2 separate regions of the Homo sapiens genome follow, and region 2 is linked to region 1. A link is a loop called in an ENCODE intact Hi-C map of the cell type or tissue named here. Cell type or tissue: HCT116. All regions are shown on one strand.

Region 1 (2,500 bases):
GGGGCACCTCGGGTGGGCAGTTTCATTCTTCAGGGCCTCAGTTTCTTCAGCTGTAAGGTAAACACAGTAAGGCAACGTTTGCTTCTCTCTTAGGGCCATCACATGGATTCAAGCAAGATATTGTAGCAAAATCAGTATTTCGCTGACCAACATCTACTGTTGATTTAGCTACAAAGGGTTGTGGGAATAGAGGTAGAAAGCTATGGAAGGCAATGCCCCAGCACCACAGTTCCCTGGGTGGGGGGTGGGGGGGTTGCGTGGGGCAGTTTCCAGAGAAGCATGGAGAGATGGAGTTATTGGGACCCACAAAGCACAGAATCAACACGTGGCTAAACGAGAAGGGCCCTGAGAACGATAATAGCAGCTGTCGCTGACTTAGCATCAATGGTGCACTGGCCACTGTATTCAGAGCTTTGGAGACATATCCATGGGAACTCTGCAAGGTCAGGTTTATGGTCAGGATCTTCCATAAGAGGAAGGCAAAAGGTTTCAAGTGTGGCTGCAGTACAGCCAGAGTCAAACCGGTGATCACGGGCAAGGCAGGGTTGAGTTGGACATCACATCTCCTGACTTCACACCTGGGAGGGGGTGCACTGGAGGGGCCGTTGACACACAGCATGTGCTTTAAAAAAAGTATTAGTAGTGGTCATAGCAATAGGAATAATAGTATCTTGAGATTACTAAAATCTGCAGCATCTCATTAATCCTCACAATAACTTCTTAAAGGAGCTGTGGTTATCATTCCCACTTAACAGATGAGAAAAAATCAAGGCTCAGGGATGTGCAATGACTAGCCCAGGGCCACACAGCTGGTGAGTGGTAGATTCTGACAAAGCCTTCTCAGGCCTGCACCCTTCACTAAGCATCTCAGCCGTCCCTTCTCTTTCCAACCTCAGGGATGCAAAGGTTGGGGACCACATATTGGGAATATAAAACAGTATATTTCTTAGACCCAAAGGTGTGTTCGTTTTCAAAGGAACAGAAAACAGGGCTGAAGCCCTCAGGAGCTCCCGGGCCCATCATGTGCTCCACCCGCTGTCAGAATTTCAGCACCAAGAACAGCGACAGACTTAAATCATGGCGCCCTCTGGTGGTCCTTATGAAAAAGGGCAGGCCGTGAAGCGGGGGCTCTGCCGAGGGTCAGCCCGGAATCTTTGGAAAAGGGTGGGGACAAAAGATGGAAGAGGGGAGAAAAGGAAAGAGGGGAGGAAAGAGAGACGGGAAGAAGAGCAACAGCTAACGGCCCCCAAGCACAGGTAGCAGACAGCCTCTAAATGCTCCCAGCGGCTCACATTCACCTGATAACCTGGGGTTGGGGGAGCATTTGGGGGAAACTTGTGCAAGCCAGACCTCGGCCTCTGAAAACATTTACTCATCTTCAAAACATGCAGTCACTCAGATTCGGCGATTATCAAGATTTTGCCACACTTGCTTCATCTCTCCCTTTTTTTTCTCTTGCCTATTTTTTCTTCACTGGAGATTTTAAAGTAAAATCACGCCCTTACACTTCAGCATGCATCTCTAAAAATATGGGCACTTCCTTACATAACCAAAATGCCATTATCACACCTAACAAAGCAACAATAGCTTCTTGGAATCATCTAGTAGAGTCCCTAATCTAACTTTCCTGAGTGTCTCGGTGAAACCATAAGAAGGTATGATAAGGAAGCTAACCAAGGAAATAGCAGATTCTCGCCCTCGACCTCACTGGTCACCCTGTGCTCCAGTACCCGTGGGAACACTGGACACTGGGTGCCTTCTGGCGGGATGCACTGGGAAGCCCACCTCACCAATAACCAAGCATTCCTGCCAAGAAAAACAGGCCTGAGGCTCAATCTAATAAACGCTCTGCGGATTTCTGATTATGAAAATAGAGGGGCAGGAGAGAAGTGCCCAGGGACACCACAGGGAAGCCATAGATACACCCAGAAGGCAGGACCTCCTACAGGATAAAGGACCCAGCGTCTGCAATGGGCCTGGGGCAGGTGCAAAGGGTGATCTTTCAGCTAGTGGTGCTGAAACAACCGGACATCCATATGCAAAAACGCAACGGGACACAGGCCTCTCATCTCAGAGAAAAATTGGTTCAAAACAGATCACACACCTACATGTGAAGCCTAAAACCATGAGACTTTTAAAAGTCTCAGATAAGCACATAAAAAGATGCTCAACATTTTTAACCATGGGGGAATTACAAATTAAAATCATAATGGGGCCAGGCACGGTAGCTCACACCTGTAATCCCAGCACTTTGGGAGGCCAAGGCAGGCAGATCACTTGAGGTCAGGAGTTCGAGACCAGCCTGGCCAACGTGGTGAAACCCCATCTCTATTAAAAATACAAAAATTAACCAGGCATGGTGGTGGGCACCTGTAATCCCAGCTACTCCGGAGGCTGAGGCAGGAGAACTGCTTGAACCCGGGAGGCAGGGGCTGCAGTGAGCCAAGATCATGCCACTGCACTCCAGCCGGGGCAACAGAGTGAGACTCTGTCTTAAAAG
Region 2 (2,500 bases), 140 kb before region 1:
TTTTTTGTTTGTTTGTTTTTCAGATGGAGTCTCACTCTGCTGCCCAGGCTGGAGTGCGGTGGCACGATCTCAGCTCACTGCAACCTCGCCTGCTGGGTTCAAGCGATTCTCCAGCTTCAGCCTCCCAAGTAGCTGGGACAACAGGCACCCGCCACCACACCCGGCTAATTATTTTTTTTGTATTTTTAGTAGAGACGGGGTTTCACCATGTTGGCCAGGCTGGTCTCAAACTCCTGACCTCAAGTGATCCGCATACCTCGGCCTCCCAAAGGCTGGGATTACAGGTGTAAGCCACTGAGCCCGGCCAAGAAACCCAACATTTAGAAGTCAAATACCCTTAGACAAATGGACTGGGAAGTTCTTAAACTATTCAAAAGTGAGGAAAATGGATTCAAAAATACATACTTCCCCAAGGATACAAAGTAAAGCCATCATTTAGTGCTGCGCTATCCAGTACAGGGACCACCAGCCATGGGTGGCTAATGAACCCTTGAAATGTGGCTAGTCTGAGCTGGGATGTATGGTAAGCATAAAACACACACCGAATTTTAAAGATTTAATATGAAAAACAGAATGTAAAATGTCTCAATTACTTTAGATTGATTACAGTTTATACTATTTTGGATATACAAATTATTACAATTAATTTCACCTGTTTCTTTTTACGTGCATAACCTGGCTATCAGAAGTTTTAAAACTACACGTACAGCTTCCGTTACATTTCTATCGCTCAGCACTAACTTAGAGGATGCTGGAAATTATTGGGAATTTAAAAATTAAGTTGTATGTGCTCTTGGGTTTGTTAACAAGAAATTAAAGTGCCAACAAAATGGCAGAAGAGACCTAGACCCCCAAAAGGATGCAAAAACCCCCACCAGGGGCCAAATGTTAGATGAGCTGATACTAACAGTAGAACTGGTTTCTCCTCCTCCCCTTCCCTGGCGCCTAACTACCCCCGGTACAGGTTCTTCACTGCATGATCACATCCCCATGCTGCCCTCCACTGATTGGATCAAGAGGTAGCCACACCCTCCTAGAGGCAGCCAATCACCAGGCCTCCCAGAGAACTGAGCCAATCATCTTTCTCTCCCAGGATGGGTGGGAACCTGGGCCATCGTGAGCAGTAAGGTTTCAATGGGGAGGTAGGATGGTGTAAACTGAGGCCACCCTGGAGCACAGATAATCCAGAGCAGGCGAGTGATTTCAGACCTCAGATGCAGGGCAATTACAGTGGGCTTGATTAGTATTTGGATTCCTTGGCCCTGGCTGCCTGCAAGCCTGGGCGGGGCCTGGGAATCTGAATTTTAAACAAGTCCCTGAGCACTTGGGCCACAGGTGATCTGCGGGGCACCCTGAGAAACTCCAAGGGCGGAGGATGCAGAGGCAGTGGGTAGAGAGAATGGAGCCTGGGGAGTGGACAGGGGGCTGCAGCTGGTCAGGGGTGTCACTGTCTCAGAGGGCCTCTCAAGGATCCTGTGGCTTTTTTTTTTTTTTTTTTAGGATTACAGATATTCACATTTTATTTTAAATAAAATACTTGTTGATTTTTTTAAACATTAAAAGATGCCAAGTGTTGCATTTTATTCACCACCCTGGACAATCAAAACTGTGGAGATGTAGGCAAACAGCTAGAGTGAAAGCACATATAAAAGGACCATGCTGGAATTAAAATTTTAAAAATCCAGGAGAAAACAGCAGTGTGTGTTCCCTGTGGCACCCAGCATTGTGCAGCACCCATTGGGTCCATTTTATTACACAAAATACGGAGAACAGGAACTATACAACCAAATAATTGTTATATTGCAGGAAGGTAATTAAGGCATCATTTTATAATGAACTTTTATTTTACAAATAAATATATCTTATGCTTAAAAATATACCATAAAGCAAAGGAGAAAGACAAGAATGAAACAAGCAGGTCACCTTGGCCTAGGACCTGCGAGAGTGCAGCTGACTCCCAGGCCAGAGAGAAAACAAGGCCCATCCAGGATGGTGTCAGTGAGCTTCCTGGAAGACGGGCCAGTGGTGCCAGGCACCAGGCCCACCAGCATGGAGCGGAGGAACCGAGAACCCCACGCCCCAAATAACAGCTCAGCCCACCTTCTGGGGCTGCCCTGAGATGTGCCCAGAGCAGCCAGCCCATGAGGAAGAGGACTGGAGGAGGCAGGCACTGGGGACAGGTCTCTGCAGGAGAGTAAAGTGCCATCGTCACTGGCCAGAGAGTAGCAAGAGGGAGGCACAGGAGCACCACAGCTGAGACTCCCTGTGACCACAGATCAGAGGCTGCCACCCCCCCATATCCCAGCCCTGGAGACACTAAGGTTGGTCGGGGTTCAGGACTCACCCCAAGTCATGGGTGGAGCTGGGGATAGAGCCAAGAGGAGAACTCAGGTCTCTGGCCCCAGGGAACATGCCCCGCTCCCCAAACATGCGGTGCCCTTTTATCCTCCAAGCCTTTGCCCAGACTTTCCCCTCTGCCTGGAACACCCTTCCTATCTTT

What was found. Hi-C counts contacts between places; a loop is a spot of excess contacts. Peaks named below come from ENCODE experiments on the same cell type or tissue, not always from the same donor. Only the 100,000 strongest peaks of a DNase experiment are listed, where the experiment ranks them.
Region 2: a loop joins it to region 1, with 2.3 times the contacts of the local background. A loop is called at or near these places in 4 of 110 quality-filtered maps.

The regions. Positions count from the first base shown.
Region 1 is chr4:6,545,723-6,548,222 of GRCh38, forward strand. It overlaps a transcript of PPP2R2C not described here. Among named protein-coding and RNA genes, the nearest start is that of MAN2B2, 28 kb to the right of the region's middle. RefSeq lists a silencer at 967-1,016. In HCT116, a CTCF peak has its summit at 1,100 (motif pointing left); a DNase peak (open chromatin) is centred at 1,069.
Region 2 is chr4:6,407,394-6,409,893 of GRCh38, forward strand. All of the region lies in intron 1 of PPP2R2C (protein phosphatase 2 regulatory subunit Bgamma), which reads right to left. Among named protein-coding and RNA genes, the nearest start is that of PPP2R2C, 64 kb to the right of the region's middle. In HCT116, no CTCF peak of the experiment used is centred here; a DNase peak (open chromatin) is centred at 1,048.